2 separate regions of the Homo sapiens genome follow, and region 2 is linked to region 1. A link is an interaction called in ENCODE POLR2A ChIA-PET data of the cell type or tissue named here. Cell type or tissue: HCT116. All regions are shown on one strand. Each heading gives the region's core, and the rest is flanking DNA. Links, peaks and the distances in the headings are about the cores only.

Region 1 (10,914 bases), core at 7,310-9,809:
GCTTTAATGGCGATCCTGCCCTGCTGCACCCTACCCACTGCCTTGGCGAGTGATTGACAGGCTGCTGGCATCTGGATTGGTTATTTTATTGGCATGGAGGGGAAGGTGGAGGGTGTTGAGCCGACTACACTCAGTTGGAATGGGTGGCCTGCAAGTCGTAGTGCTCCAGCTTGGCCACCAGAGAGCCGGACAGCTTGATGGTGGCAACCCAGGGTGGCTCGCCCAGGTGGTTGGTGGATGTGCTCAGCCTAGTGGGGGAGGGTAGAGTCAGCAAAGCCCAGCAATGGGACCAGGCCTCTAGCCCTTCTAGGGCCTCCCTGTCCCCATATGAATAGGGAAGCTTCTGAAGGCTATATTGGAATATCCCAAAGGCAGTTTAGGGCAGGGCTGTGGCCACTTAATAGGAAAGGGAGCTGAGGGCTGGCGAGTGTCCCAGCTAAGCTTCAAGAGGTCCAGGGCAGTCTCCCAGTGGTTCAGCACTCCCAGGAGTCAGTATCAGACCCCAGTGGCCAGATCTGGTGATTCAGTGTGGGTAGGGGGTGGCTGGAGGATGCATTGTCCCCCTGGATGTGGGACTCAGGAGGAGCCTCCCCAGCACAAGGGCTGGGACATCAGTGCCCTCTGGCGGCTGAAGCCTTGAGTCCCAGAGTCAGGAGAAGTCCTCAGAGGCTAGAGGGGTCAGGAGTCCAGGGCTGCCCCTGTGCCCAGTAAAGTTGGAGGCGTGCATCTACCCCCATTTAGTTCCAGGAAGACAGTCATCCCCTCACCCCCATCCCTGAGTGGCCTCGGACGTGGTCCTCCTTGATACCCTCAGGGACAGGGTCAAGGCAGTGTATAGGGTCAGGCCAGCTGGGACCAGCCTCCCTCTCTAATGGCTCCAAGAGAGGTACAGGAGGGCCAAGAGTCCACTTAGGGATTGGATGCCATAGGGCTGGGCCAGGGTGTCCCCCTTTCCCCGTCAAAGGTCAGCATGGGATCATGGGTCCTCTTGGTCCTGAAGGGTGGGAGCTCAGCTAGGTTTGAGATGTGGCAGAGATGAAGGCCACGGGTCATTCTAGGGTCAGGAAGCCAAAGGGCTGAGTAGGACTCTATCCAGCAGTCTGGGGTTCGGCACCCTCCTGTCCCTTCTCCCCTCTCACCAGGCAGAGACGTTGCGTGGCAGGCGGCGATGGCGTGGCTGGTGGTGGCAGTAACACTTGCAGGGACAGGAGTTAAGCACCTGGAAGGGCAGCCAGTGGCGCGCAGCGCGGGTGTTAGCTGCCCCAGTCTGAGAGGCCCCGCTGCCACCACCCCCTCCACCACTGCTGTCAGGCACGGTAGCTGTAGCTCGTTCGCGAGGACCATCTCCATGCAAGCCATCCTTACGGGTCGCGCCCCGGGCTGCACGGGAACCCTTGTTCCTGCGCGTGCGGGTCTTGATGGGCGCAGCCGCGGGTGCGGGCGCGGACACAGGCGGCGAGGGCTCAGCCACGGTGGGAGCTGGAGCCGGGGATGGGGCCGGGGCCTGGTCGGCGGCTAAGGCTGGGGGCAGAGCAGGGGCTGCGGTGGGAGCCAGGGCTGACTCCTTGTGGCCCAGACCCGGGGTGAGCGGGGGAGCCACCGGCAGCGGCGTTGGCTGGAGCGCTGGTGGCTGCAGTGTGGGCGGCGGTGTGGGCGGTGGCAGCGGTGGTAACTCCTGCAGGCCTGGAGGCCCCGGGCGCATGGGCTCGCCATTGGTGGGTGCTGGGAAGATGAACGTAGGCGGCGCCAGCAGGGCAGGTGCGGGCCTCCGGGGCCCGGGAGCTGAGTGTATCTGCTCTGGTGGTGGCGGAGGGGAGCCCCAAGGCCCAGAGAGTGCGGCCGCACGCCGTCGCGGCGCCCCGATGCCTCCGCCAGCCCCGTTGAAGCGGAAGTGGCGTTCAGGGCCGTCGGGAGCGCTAACCCAGTCGAATTTGGGCTTCGAGCCTGGGAAGGTGGTGTAGGGTGGCGGCGGTAGGGCCCGGGCTTGGGACGCAGGCGCCGAGGGAGGACCAGAGCACCCTTCGCCGTCTCCATCACCTCCCTCGGCTTCCTGTGCCCCTCGAGAAACCTCTCCCAAGGGGCGAGCGGCTCCAGGAGGCAGGGGCCCTTGCTTCAGGACCTCGGCGTAAGAGATGGCACCTGAGGCAGCAAAGAGGCCGCCGCCTCCGCCGCCCCCCAGCGAAGCTTTGGCTGCTAAGGAACTCGAGGCTGCCGGAGGGGCCAAAGAGGGCCTCGACTTGAAGGTGATTTTACACAGCAGGCTCAGACCGGACTCGGAATCCGCAGGCTGGGCCATTTCGCCTTCGCCCGCATGGGGAGGCGCCCCTCCGCGAGCCCTGCCGGCCGTCTGGCCCTGGTTGCGGGGCCCAGCCTGGCTTTCTGTCGGGGGTGAGGCGGGTGTGGCCAGAGCAGGAGTGATTCTGCGGTCCGCCGGCTGCCGTTCAGAAGGTAATGGTGGTGGCGGCTTCCAAGTCTCCAGGGGCGGCGGAAATTGGGATGGGGCCCTCGGGACAGTGTCCTTCACGGATAGTTGCCGGGGCGGCGGCGGCGGCTTCAGCGGGCGGAGGCTCGGAGGGTCGCCCTGGCCGCGATGGCTCGCCTCCAGCAGGCGGCGGATCCGGGGAACTGGAGTGCCCGCGGGCTTTTGCCATTTAGACGGGCCGGGCAGCAGAGTCCCCGCGGGGGCCGGGGGTGGTGCAGAGACCGCGGCCGCCTCTTCAGGAGGGGGCATCACTGGAGAGGGCCGTTCTAAGGTGAGGGGCAGGGTCGAGGGTGAGGCCTGGGGCTCCCGGGGTACCATGAGTCCCGGGGGTGTGGCGCTGCCAGGGAACCAGACACCCAGCCCACGAGTCAGGCGCATGGCCTGGGAGGTCATCTCGGGCTCCACCAGGGACGTCCGGCGGGAGTCGGGGGCGCGGTCCGAGGGCTGCACTTTTCGGGAGCCCCCGCCCGCGGATGGCTCCGACTGCAAGTTCCCCATTTCTGACGGAGCTCGGAGACTAGTCAGAAAAATTTACTCCAGTCAGCCTGCCAGGGCCGTGGGGACCCTACGAGGCTGGCTGTACTTGATCTAATGCGTCCGCACCGGCCCCGCCCCTGTTCTCCAAGATCCGATCAGGCCCAAGTCCTTAGGTCGCACTCCTGTTCCCCGACCTTCGACACTCACGCCTTCTTGCCCATGTCCCCAACACAGCTGCTGTTAAGATACTTCACTACCAGCCCCATTATGTACTAAGGTTCCATGCCTGTCCCCTTGGCTGGTCATGCTGATCCCTCAGTCCTCTCCTCTAACTCTCCGACTCCCCGCCTCTCTCTAGAGCACCTGGGTCCCGCCCTCTTCCCAGGCAGGGGCAGATCCTCAGGCCTCACCCCTAAACCTCTTCCCGCTCCAGGTCTACTAGCTGGCATCCACAGTCAAGCTCCACCCCTGTCCCCAAGCTCCGCCCTGGCCCCGCCTCCCCCCAGAGGAACCCACTCACCGAGTCCTCCAGCCGAGCAGAGTTCAGACCGCGGCGCCCTGGGCCCGGGGCAGGGCAGGGAACTGCCGTAGCAGAAAATAACCGAAAAGAACGGGGGTGCGGGTGAAGGCAAGTGGGCGAGACAACTAGGGCGGACCCCGAGATGTAGGCCCCGCCCCCGGAGCTCGAGGCCCCGCCCTCCTGCGAGCCCGCGGGAGCCCGGCCCCTTACGAACCTAGGTCTCCCCTTGAAATACTCCGAGGTCTTGTTCCTCGCCCCCAGGCCTTCTGGTTCTAAGCTCCACCCCTTTGGGTTGTTCTCCTTAGCCCCTCCCCTTTAGAATGTCCCGCCCCTCTCATTCCCTCCCGAGGCCCCGCCCACGCGAACACCGATGCGTCGCTCCTCCCCTTTGGACCTCTCATCTGCCCCGCCCCTAAGGCAATTTACCTCTAAGCTCCGCCTTTTTAAGACCCGGCAACATCGCTTCTCAAGACCCTCTCCTTCCCCCCGGGCGCCGAGAAGGCCCATCCACCGTGGGCCCGCCCCTTCGTGACGCACGCACTAGTCCTCGCCTGCAGCATCCAAACCTCCTTATACCCAGGCCCTCCAACCCCACCCACTTGTGAAGGCTCCCCTCTCGCCCCACCCCTTATCGAACTCTGCCAGGCACCCAAGCCACAGCGTAGACCACCACCTCTTTAGAACCTTGAGACCAGTCCCTGTCCCTGCCCCGTCCCCTCCTCATAGCATTAGAGACCAATGGCGCAGATGGGTGGAAAAGTGGGGGATCCCCTCTGGATCTTAAGAAAATGGGGGCTGGGGGGTTGCTCTCTGGAGCTAGTGCCGGGCTCTAGGACCCAGCAGGCAAGTAAGCCCGCCTCGCTCTTACCCCTCCCCCAAGCCGCCCCTTCCCCCCCCACCCGTCTTCCAGGTTCCCCCTCCCTCCCCCCTCGCCCCGGCTCCCGGTGCCCGTCTCCAGCGCCGCCGGAGCCAGCCAGGGAGCCGGAACGAAAAGGAGGAGGAGGAGGCCGCGTCGCCGCCGCTCGGAGCCCGGCCGGAGCCTCGCAGGCAGGTGCCGAGGGGGGCGAGGGGGCGGGGGCTGACAGACTGCCTGCCCCGATGAGGGGGCGGCCGTGACCGCGCTGCGCCTTCTGCCCACCCAGGCGCCCCCAAGGCCCCGGCTAGGAGGACTAGAGAGTGGGGACCCCCCAAACTGCGCGGCAGCCATTCAGGGTACCAGTCTTCATTTGTGGGGTCTGGACTTTCTCCGAGGATGCCCCATTCACAAAATTCCGTCCTGGACCCTCACCGTTGAGGAACGCTGAGGACCACTCCCCCCGGGGGACACAGGATGTGTGGGGAGCGTAGGCCACCCTGAAATGCCAGTGCCCCATTCCAGCTAGGCCCTGGGGGGACCCCTGCTCTCATTCCCTGCTTCACCTGTTGTCGGGGGAGGCGGGCGGACAAAGGAAGCAGCGTCACGTGACTGCTCATTCACAAAATCCCATCCCATTGAGAAAAGGGGGCTGGGGGCGCTGCAGCCGCCCCTTCCCCTCCTGAAGGGCCCGGGAAACCCAGCAGCCTGCAGGTGGGGGAGGGGGCTAGAGCTCGTCCGGGTCCCTAAGGTTGGGACGCCAGGGTCCCTGTGCTGGATGGCAGTGAAGGGCTGGACACTGATCCCGATTACTGGGCGGAGGGCTACGTCCTCTGAGCTGGGGGGCGGGGTAAAATGGTTCTGAAGGATGCTGGGGCTGGGGGGCGGGAAGGGAAGAGGGAGGAAGGATCAATCTGCCCCCCCATCCCATCTTTCCCCCCTGGCTTCCCTCGGCTGGGGCCTGGGGGAGCAGCCTTGATTTTTGTGAATGAAATGCTCTCTGGATGTGTCTTCGGTCGCCCGTTTCTGACTTCCTCTGCCTCCGTCTCCCTCTGAGCCTCTCTTTCTGGCCATTTCTGGTTCTCTCCCTGTTCCCTGCCCATCTCCCGTTGCTGGGTGACTCAGTGAGCTTTGCATCCGGTCTCATTCATAAATCCGGGAAGGGGTGGGTGGGGGGGAAAGAGCCTGGGTTTCTCACCCAGCCTGTGGCCTGGACGACAGGGTGCGGAGGCAGGGTTGGGAGAACAGGAGCTGAGTTGATGGGCCCAGAGAAAATATATATGCGCAGGCACCCAGCTGTGAGGGGGAGCACTGGGTGGGGCTGTGGGTATGTGCTGAGGGAGGAGAAGGGGGTGATAGGGATAAGCAGGAGGGGGAGGGAAGGGCAACACCAGGGCTATGGGGGTGGGGACGGAGAGATGGGGGAAAGGTGGGTACAGAGAGAAAGGGCAGACATGGAGAAGAAGATAGAGGTGAGAGAGAAGAGATGGCATGAGGAAGAAAGGAGCTGTGTGGAAGACGGTGGCCATGGGGTTGAAGGTGGGTATTGCTAGCTTAGGGTGCAGTGGACCTGGACGTGAGAGATGAAGTTGGAGGGGAGATGAGGGTTGAGGGAACATTCCATGGGAGAGCAGGGTTTGAGCTCATGACTGTGTTGTCCCTGTCCTTCCCCCCACCTCCTGCAGGTACATGGTGCGGGTCCGAGCTGTGGTGATGGCCCGAGATGACTCCAGTGGGGGCTGGCTGCCTGTGGGGGGCGGGGGCCTCAGCCAGGTGAGCGTGTGTCGGGTCCGAGGGGCCAGGCCCGAGGGGGGGGCCCGCCAGGGGCACTACGTCATCCACGGGGAACGCCTCCGGGACCAGAAAGTGAGCCACCCTGGGGCATGCGGGGAGGGTAGGGACCTGGGGAGGGAGGGGAGAGGGGCTGGCATGTGGAGCAGAGGTCAGGTTGCCTCCCAGCCTAGGAATCAAGCTGGGGTGTGAAGTTTGGGAGTGAATATCTGTCCTGTAGATAAGAGTTGGGAATTGCAGGATACATGGGGTGTTTGGAGGGTCCTGTCCACTGCCACTTCCAGCCAGACTATCCTCGCTGTCTCCCTGTACTGCTCCTCCTCCCCGCTCCAACCCCAGGCTGTTCCACAGGGGGCACTGCCCCCCCCCCCCCGCCCCGACTCACACCATGTCCCTCCTCTGCTCAAAACCCTCCATCTTGCTCAGAGATCCTTGCCACGAGGCCCTACACCACCTGGCCCCTGTCTGCCCTAAGTATAGTGAAGCATTTGCTGGGGTCCATTTGAAAGTGTCAGAGATGGTTGACAATTCTATACATGGGTTCATCAGGAATAACTGGGCTGTCGGGCACAATGTGGAGGGACAGTGTTGAATCAGTTTCAGCTAGGGATGTAGTAGAAAGATATGGATTGTGTGAAAGGCTTGGGGGAAAGGTTTTTTTTTTGGAGCAGGAGTCAGTGGAGGGATTTGAAATGGAGTGAAGGAATATGGTGATACTAGGCAAGGATTTGAGGGAACATCAATAGGGTGTTGGCTAGCATCTGAAGGGGAATCTGTGGAAGTCTGATAAGACTGTTTTGGAGTAAGTGCTGGCTGGGTACAGTGCCTATAATCCCAGCCACTCATGAGTCTGAGGCCGGAGGAATGCTTGAGTCCAGAGTTTGAGACCAGCCTGAGCAACACAGAGAGAGCTCATCTGGAAAAAAAAAAAAAAAAAGAGAGAGAGAATATTTTTTGGGTAAAGTTTCCAGAGATTATTATCAGAAGAGGATTCACAATAATATTGTGAGATGTTCAGTAAAGTCTGGGAAGTATTGTTGAGCCAGAGGGGGGATGTTGGGTTATCAGAAAGGGGTTAACAATGTTTTGGGCCATTCAGCAAGATTCGGGGTTTCTACAGGGGCATCAGAGGGAGGTATTAGGAAAATGTAGGGATCAAGGGGTTGGGAAAATATTTGAGCATCAGAGGTGTGTTCAGTAAAATTGGGCGTAGCTGGGTGTGGGGGTTCATGCCTGTAATCCCAGCACTTTGGGAGGCTGAGGCAGGAGGATCACTTGAGACTGGGAGGTTGATTCCGTAGTGAGCCCTGATCACACCACTGCACTCCAGCCTGGGTGACAGAGTAAGACTGTTTCAAAAAACAAAACAAGTAAAACTGGGGAGTCGTATCAGTGTTGATCAGAGTTCAGGGTTACACTTAGGGTTGGGAAATGAGGTTTGTGAGAAGACACTAGGGTATGCATGGGGGCTGGTGATGGACGAGACGTCACAGGCATGTCTGGGTTGGGGTATCTGACCCTGCTTTCCTTCTGCCCCTCAGACAACCTTGGAGTGTACACTGAAGCCAGGCTTGGTTTACAACAAGGTGAATCCCATCTTTCACCACTGGAGCCTGGGTGACTGCAAGTTTGGACTGACGTTTCAGAGCCCTGCAGAGGCTGATGAGTTCCAGAAGAGCCTGCTGGCTGCGCTGGCCGCACTGGGTCGAGGTGAGCAGCCCAGGTGATGTGCACTGTGGGCTGGCCTGGGAGCGGGAGGAGAAGCTGGGCTCAAGGAACTCACTCTCTGCCTCTCTCCCTGCCCCAGGCTCACTCACCCCCTCCTCCTCCTCCTCCTCCTCCTCTCCTTCCCAGGATACTGCAGAGACCCCCTGCCCTCTGACGGTGAGTGTCCAGGATGCCTCTCTGCTGGGGGAGGGTAGGGGTTTTGTTTTTATTCTATGAACATTCTTGAGCACCTACTGTGTAGCAGGCACCATGCCACACACCGGGTACACAAAATTGGGCCGGAACTATGAGTGTCAATTCAATCCCAGTTATTCTAGTCTTTCTGCCCTGTCATGATTCACACGTTCATTCAAGGGTCCTTATTGTGTACCTTCTGTATACCAGGCAGTGCTTTAGGCACTGGGTTACATCAGTGAACAAAAAGTTCCTTTCCTCCTGGAGCTTCTATTCTAGTGTGGAAAGGCAGAAAATTAAAAAAAATATATATATAAACAATAAAAATGAATAAATATTGAAAGTAAATGGATGAACAAATTATTGACAACCCCATGCTTCCAGTTACTCAGGCTCTAAATCTTGGAGTCATCCCTGACTCCTTATCTTTTATGCGTCTCATCTCATCTGTCAGCAAATATTGGTTCTACTTTCCAAATCATCACAATCTGCCTCCAACCTGGTACCATCCAAACTCATCTCCCAACTGGACCATCTCAATAGCTTCTCACTGTCAACTCCTTCCCTCCTGCCCCCACACATAGCCAGAGGATCCCTATCAACGGCTGAGTCAGATCATGCCCCTCCCACACTCAGAAGCCTCCCAGGGCTCCAACTCACTCAAGTAAAGGACAAAGTCCTTACAGTGGCATATGAGATCCCATGCCATGTGGCCCTGTGTGTCTGGCCCCCTCACTTACTCGGCTTCGGCCACATGGCCTCTTCACTCTTATTCTAACGTGGCAGGCACAGCCCTGCCCCAGCGCCTTTGCACTGGCTGTTGCCTGGAACACTCTTTCCCAGATTTCCTTGTGGCTCATTCCCTTGTTTCTTTCAAGGCTTTATACAAATATCATCTTCTCAGGGAGGGCCTCCCTGAGTATTTAAACTTAAGTATTCCATTTAAAATTGCAATCTGCCAATGCCCCTTGTCTAGTGCTAAATTTTTCCCATGTTCTAAGGCATTTTCCTTATTTCCTTTCTGAAAATACTATTATCTTTTTTTTTTTTTTTTTTTTTGAGACGGAATCTTGCACTGTTGCCCAGGCTGGAGTGCAGGGGCACGATCTTGGCTCACTGCAACCTCCACCTCCCAGGTTCAAGGGATTCTTCTGCCTCAGTCTCCCAAACAGCTGGGATTACAGGCACCCAGCTATTTTTTTTGTATTTTTAGTAGAGACGGGATTTCACTATGTTGGTCAGGCTGATCTCAAACTCCTGACCTTGTGATCTGCCCGCTTTGGCCTCCCAAATTGCTGGGATTACAGGTGTATTTCCCGGCCTATTTTCTTATCTATTAGTTTACGGTCTATCTCCCATGCTAGAATGTCAGCTCCAGGCCGGCAAGGATCTTTTGTTCGTTTCTTGCTGTGTCTCCAATGCCTGAAACAGTGCCTGGCACACAGTAAGTGTTTAGTAAATATGTGTTGAATAAACGGAATGAATGAATGCACATAATATCGGGTGCAATTTGGCACTTGCTGGAAACCTTGGGAGTTGCCTAAAACACCTGGAGGAACAAAACTGATTCCCTGGGCAGAAAAGGGGAGGGTTCCAGGGTCATGGGAGATGAAGTGGGGCCACAACAGTTGCAGACAGTTCCCATCCATGGAGCACTTACCCGGGAAAGATGCTCTGCTGTCCAGGCCCCCTCTGGAATCTGCACAGTGGTCTTCGTGAGTCTGGCACGTCGTGGGTGCTCAATGAATGTCTATTGAAGGCAGTGTGCAGATAAGGTAGGAGTTATGTCCAAGTGGCAGAAAGGAAGCTAAGGGTCTGAGAAGTCGTTTCAGCTAGTTTCAGAACAGAGGCTGGTTTGCATGGGAAGGGGAGCACTCGGAGTGGGCGGGACTGCCCCAATAACAGTGTGGGGCTGGGAGTGAGAGAGGAAGGCAGCTGGCTGCCCAGGGGAGAGGGATTCTGAGAAGCGGGAAGACGATTAGATGTTCCTCAGGTTTGGCGAGCTGATTAGATCAGGAGAAGAGTCCCACAAAAATAACAATAACCATTTCCAGCTCTCCCAGTACTTCAGGCATATGCTGTGCCCTTGACAGTGGCCCTAACCGCATCCTTATGAATAGGTACTCTTAGGATCCCCGTTTTACAGAGGAGGAAACTGAGGCTCAAAGAGGTGAGCTCACTTGCCGGAGGTCACACAACCAGTCAGTGACAGAGCCGGGGTTTGAACCCAGGCCTTCCTGGCCGCAGAGCCCTCGCTCTCAATGGGAGGGGGTCTATGTGAGGGCATCGGCTGTGCGGGGGCGTGTCCCCGCGCTGAGGCCGCCAATCTCCTCCAGTCCCACGTGGACAGCGACTCCTCCTCCAGTCACAGCCGCCAGGAGACTCCTCCCAGCGCCGCTGCGGCCCCCATCATCACGATGGAGTCAGCTTCAGGCTTCGGGCCGACCACGCCCCCCCAGCGCCGCCGCTCCTCCGCTCAGGTGCGACCTGGGAGCCTGGGGCTCCTGGGGGAATGGGGCGGTGCACTCGGGGCCCGAAGGGAGCGGGAGCCATGGCCCGGGGAGGTGGGGAACACAGATTCCAGGGGATGGCTGACCTGATAACTGGGCCGGACTGGGAGAAAGCGGCGGGGAAATAGGGAGAGGCTTGGAGGCCTGGGTTTCTAGGAGGCTTGGGTGCGGGCCTCCCGAGTCTCCTTGCGCTCTTGGAGATTTTGAGGGGTTTCGAAGTCCAGAGAGGTTTAGGACCATTTTCAGAGTGTATATTTGGGGAACTCCTGGAAGAGGACTGTTAAATTCACGGGGAGGGTGGGAGAGTCGGTACCCAGAAGGGTAAAAGAGGCCCAGGAACCAAACTCCTGCGCCTTTAAGGAGGAGGTGGCTGGGTCCA
Region 2 (5,436 bases), core at 2,299-4,798, 60 kb after region 1:
GCAGCAGGAACAGCATGTGCAAAGGTCCTGAGGTTAACATGAGCTTGGCTTGTTGCAGTAGCAGAAAGAAGCCACAGTGTGGAACAGGGTGAGCAGGCTGGAGTAGTGGTTGGTGAGGAAAGAGAGGGGATGGGAACAGCTCGTGTGAGGCCTTGTGGGCCATGGGAGAGGTCTAGTTTTGTTTGTTTGTTTGTTTTTTGTAGAGACGAGGTCTCATTATATTACACAGGCTGGTCTCAAACTCCTGGGGCTCAAGTGATCCTCCTGCCTCAGCCTCCCAAAGTGCTGAGATTAAAGTGAAGTGTGAGCCACTGCTCCTGGCCAGGTTCTAGTTTTTATCCTGAGTGAGATGGGCTCACAGGAGATTTTGAGCAGGGCAGGGAAGTGACCTGACGCAGGATCACAGAATTCTTAGGCTGTCTCTGGGAACAGACTACGGTCAGGGGACAGAGCCAGAGCAGGGAGACCAGAGAAGAGACTGCCATGATGTTACAAATGGGAGATGACAGTGGACAGGACCAGGAGGGGACTGTGGAGTTGGGAAGAGTAGTAGATTCTGGTGGGGTCCTGAGGGTAGAGCCAACAGGATTTGCTGACAGATTGGCTGTGGGGTGAGAGAAGGGGAGGGGTTGAGGATGATGCCATGATTTTTTGCCCCAAGCAACTGGAAGGATGGAAGTGCTGAAACAGCCTCATTGTCTGGAGTATCACCCAAGGTTTGTGGTCTCACAGCCACAGAGAACAAGGACGCAGACACACAAAGAGTGAGGTTAAGAGGGGACATTTAATAGGCGAAAGAAGGAGCTCTCTACTGCAGAGAAGGGTCCCAGAAAAATGGGTTGAAATGCAGGGGGTTCCATGGTGAAATGCAGGGGGCTTTACAGATGAGCTGGTGGGGAGGTGGTATCTGATTTACCTAGGGTGCAAAAGACTGGTTGGACCAGTTGTGCCATTTGCATAGGGCACAAATTTCTGGCTGCCTCCACCCTAAGCTTTTATTGTACAAGCGGGTCCTCTGCCTGAGCTGGCCATGTTGCCCATTCCTTTTCTGTACAACGTGGAAACAATAAATAAATAAATAACTAAATAAAGGGAAGATGGAGCCTCCATGTTGGACATGCGTAGCCCCAGGTATACCTTTTCTATCGGCACATTCCCCCATGCAAGCTTGTAGCTCGATTTTCCAGGCTGCTCTTTGTTAGAAAAGAAATTATTTTGGGGGCTGCTTTCCGTTAGAAAGGAAACTCTGCCGAGGACTCTGTTGCCCTTACTCTCTGCCTAAATAATTTTTTTCTACCTCTTGTATCAGTGCCATCAACCAAGTTAGGGGACAGTCAGTGTTGGCTCAGAAGGACAGGGATCTTAGGCTTTACTGCCAGTGCCTAGAACAGAGCCACTTACTACAGCCTTGCTGAATGGACAAGTAGGAATCCTTGGGGAGGCACTCGTTTGCAAAAACAGGCCTGTAGTTGAATACATGAGCCAAGGGCGTAGAGACGGGGCCTGGGCCATGTCCAAAGTGGGGACACGTGAGCATCATCAGCAGGTGGATGGTGTTTACAGCCGCAGACTGGATGAGTTCTGGGGAGGTCGGCTTGGGGTGAAGCTGGCAGCCATGATGGTCTCACCTCGTGGAAAGGTGGTCTGGCATTCTATCTGGGACAGGTTCAATTTGGGGGTTAGAGCTTTCTGGTCGGGGGGAATGTTAAGTCAGCAGTAGGTACAGGTGGAAAGGGTCTGGCCTGGAGACAGAGACAGGAAGGAGATAGGGATAGAGAGATAGAGAGGGAGAGGCAGGGACAGAGGTGAGAGAGATAGAGAGACAAAGACAGACAAAACCAAAAACAGGGACAGAGAGAGACAGAGAGGAGAGAGAGAATCAAAGACACAGAGGAGACAGATGACGGGGGACAGAAAAATGAGGAGGAATTTGCAGTGAGATTCTGCAGAGCAGGGAGGAGGGGGCAAGTGCAGAACTCAAGTCTAGACAGACGTCTTGGGGGCATGGCCCTGGGTGGCTGGGCCCACTCCAGACCTCTGTCTCCCCACTCCTAGGCCATGCTGCACCAGGAGGGCCACATGGACGACGCACTGTCGCTGACCCGCTGCCAGCAGGAGGAGTCCCAGGCCGCCCGCATGATCCACAGCACCAATGGCCTATACAACCAGTTCATCAAGTGAGCAACCTGCCCTCCCTGCTGGGGTGACTCCTGTGCTGTCCCATGCTCCGGGCATCCATACACTTGGCCTCTTTCATCTCTACCTCTGTTGCCCACACCCTTGTCTAACATATACATGGGCCAAGCGCAGTGGCTCACACCTGTAATCCCAAGACTTTGGGAGGGCAAGGCATGAGGATCGCTTGGGCCCAGGAGCTTGAGACCAGCCTGGGCAGCATAGGGAGACCCCGCCTCTACCAAAAAAAAAAAAAAAAAAAAAAAAATTAGGCTGGGCACAGTGGCTCATGCCTGTAATCCTAGCACTTTGAGAGGCTGAGGCGGGCAGATCGCTTGAGCCCAGGAGTTCGAGACCAGCCTGAGCAATATAGTGAAACCCTGTCTCTATAAAAAAAATAACAAAATATTGGCCAGGTGTGGTGGCACGTGCCTGTAGTCCCAGCTGCATGGGAAGCTGAGGAAGGAGGATTGCTTGAGCCGAGGGGGCAGAGGCTGCAGTGAGCCACTATACTCCAGCTTCACTGACAGAGCGAGACCCTTCTCAAAAAATAATAACAATAATATACACATGACCCCTAACCTCTAAACTCCTGACCTCTGTACACTTGACCCCTAATCTGACCTTGACAACCATGATCACATTCCTGATCATCACCCAACTTTCACACCCCTGACACCCAGAGCCTGGACCCTGGACCTCTCCATCCCTGAGTTCCGGGACCCCCCTGTACCTACACAGGAGCGAGTCCCAGTCCCAGCTCTGCCCTTGGCCATTGTGTGACCTCGGACAAATGCTTTTCCCTCTCTGCGTCTCGGTCTCCCTCTCTGTAAAACGGGTGGGTCTGGGGGAGTCTTGCGGGAGTGAGGTTGCGGCAGTGACGTTGCGGCAGTTAGCGCTCCCAGCCGTGGCTGACAGCTGCGAGGTCCCTGTAGGAGCCTGGACAGCTTCAGCGGGAAGCCACGGGGCTCGGGGCCACCCGCTGGCACGGCGCTGCCCATCGAGGGCGTTATCCTGAGCCTGCAGGACCTCATCATCTACTTCGAGCCTCCCTCCGAGGACTTGCAGCACGAGGAGAAGCAGAGCAAGCTGCGAAGCCTGCGCAACCGCCAGAGCCTCTTCCAGGAGGAGGTGAGGACGTGGCGAGGGCGGAGCGGGGCCTGTGGGCCCAGGGGGCGGGACCACTGAGGGGCGGGGCCACGGCGCTGGGCGGGGCAGGGCCTGAGGGACCTGGGGAAGTAGGGTCTGAGAAGGGGGCGGGGCAGGAGAAGGAGCCGGACAGGAACCCCAGCCAGTGAGAACACGATGGGGCGGGGCCTTGGGAGGGGCGGGCCTGCTGTGCTGGTGGGCAGGACCTTTGGGAAGGGGCAGGGCGTATGGCCGACCAGGGGGCGGGGCCTGGAGAGAAGGATGGAATAAAAGAGCTGAGGGGCGGGGCCTATGTGAAGCTCAGGTATAGGGTGAGGCCTGGGGAGGTGAGGCCAGGAGTGGGGCCAGAGGTCAGAGGTAGGGCTGCCGACTCAGCGGGCGGGGTCTGCTGGCGCGGGGTCTGTGGGGTGGGCGGACAGAATCAGTGTGGGGTATGGGAGGTGCCGAGGCAGAAATAGATCTTTGGGCATTAGGGAGGGGAGGCCAGCTGTGAACAAAACAGAAAAAAATCTCTGTCCTTATGGAGTTGACATGGCGGGGAGAGACAGGAGATCAATAAAATAAATAAGTAAATTGTATGGCATATTAGATGGTAATAACTGTTAAAGAGAAAAATTCAGCAGGTAAGGGGTAGGGAGTGTTGGGGTTTTGCAGTTTAAGACAGAGCTGTCAGACAGGGTGACCTGGAGGAAGAGAGGAAGCCATGTGCAAAGGCCATGAGGTGGGCGGGTGTTTGGCATGTTCCAGAAACAGTCAGGTGGTGATTGGAGCAGGGAGGCTTGGGTGGGGGAGTGGGAGGAAATGAGGGCAGAGAGGTGACGAGGGCCAGGCCTTGGTGAGGACTTTGGCTTTGGGAGCCACAGGAGGTTTTGGTCCTCTACAGTCACAGCTAGTTAGTGGCAGAGCCGGTCAGTGTGATGCCACTTTGGTTGTGCTCTCCACTTTGAGGCACTGCTCCTCTCACTACTGATCTAGGCCCCAGGATGCAGATACAACAATTGTTTTGTTTTGTCTTGTTTTTTGAAACAGAGTCTCTCTCTGTCACCCAGGCTGGAGTGCAGTGGTGTGATCTTGGCTCACTGCAACCTCCACCTCCCAGGTTCAAATGATTCTCCTGCCTCCTCAGCCTCCCAAGTAGCTGAAACTACAGGTGTGAGCCACCACGCCTGGCTAATTTTTGTATTTTTAGTAGAGATGGGGTTTCGCCATGTTGGCCAGGCTCGTCTCAAACTCCTGACCTCAGGTGATCCACCCGCCTCCACCTCCCAAAGAGCTGGGATTACAGGCGTGAGCCACTGCACCCAGACAGTTTTGTCCTTTTTGTTGATTTCACTGTTTATAATGTCTCCCAAGTGTAGTGCTGAAGTGCTGTCTAGCTTTCCTAAGTGCAAGAAAGCTATGATGTGCCTTACTGAGAAAATATGTGTTAGATAAGCTTAATTAAGGCATGAGTTATAGTACTGTTGGCTGTGAATTTAATGTTAATGACTCAACAATATATATTAAATAACTGTCTTTAAACAGAAACATAAAAAACAAGGTTATGTAATAAGTGGTTGATGAAAATACTGTCACAGACTCTCAGGGACTCCCTGTATTTCCCCTAGAAGCAGTGGTTCAGTATTTGATAATTCAGTCTTCATAATCACTTTATAGAACATAACTATGAATAATGAGAATTGATTGTATATGTTTTATGTACTTTTCTGTATGTATATTATGATTCACAATGAAATAAGAAAAAATATTAAAATGTAAAAAAAAAAAGAAAAGAAAAGATAAAGTGAGAAAAATCTTTCTGATGGTTGGTGTGGAGAATGAACTGGGCCTCTCCAGTTGGTGGGAGTGGGGTTCCAGTTGGATGGTTGGTGGGAGTGGGGTTCCTGGAAGTGAGTAGGATGGAGAGAAAAGTGCAGGAAGGGGAAGTATAAACTCAGTCCTGGTGTTAATAAGGACTGAATTATCATAGACTGAATCTCATATTGGGGATAGAGTCAGAGAGGACAAGAATAGATATGGGGAGCCAAGGAGGAGAGGAGAGCAATGGGACTGATTGGGAATATGAAACCAAAGGGGCTGATTTAGATCTGGGAACACACCGTCACTAGTTGT

Evidence for each region. Peaks named below come from ENCODE experiments on the same cell type or tissue, not always from the same donor. Only the 100,000 strongest peaks of a DNase experiment are listed, where the experiment ranks them.
Region 2: POLR2A ChIA-PET joins it to region 1 with 5 read pairs; 7 of 35 experiments call an interaction of 5 or more read pairs at or near these places.

The regions. Positions count from the first base shown.
Region 1 is chr19:38,384,282-38,395,195 of GRCh38, forward strand. SPRED3 (sprouty related EVH1 domain containing 3) reads left to right here and starts at 4,416. Exons shown (of 6, transcript NM_001394336.1): 1 at 4,416-4,526; 2 at 6,018-6,198; 3 at 7,665-7,833; 4 at 7,931-8,007; 5 at 10,362-10,505. The coding sequence starts at 6,022. It overlaps GGN (gametogenetin), which reads right to left and starts at 3,753. Exons shown (of 4, transcript NM_152657.4): 1 at 3,694-3,753; 2 at 3,480-3,541; 3 at 1,140-2,999; 4 at 1-248. The coding sequence starts at 2,980. The coding sequence ends at 131. RefSeq lists silencers at 3,549-3,788, 5,248-5,542. In HCT116, for the core only: no CTCF peak of the experiment used is centred there; no DNase peak of the experiment used is centred there.
Region 2 is chr19:38,449,709-38,455,144 of GRCh38, forward strand. It overlaps RYR1 (ryanodine receptor 1), which reads left to right. Exons shown (of 106, transcript NM_000540.3): 12 at 2,056-2,177; 13 at 3,111-3,306. Among named protein-coding and RNA genes, the nearest start is that of RYR1, 19 kb to the left of the region's middle. RefSeq lists an enhancer at 3,079-3,606. In HCT116, for the core only: no CTCF peak of the experiment used is centred there; a DNase peak (open chromatin) is centred at 3,453.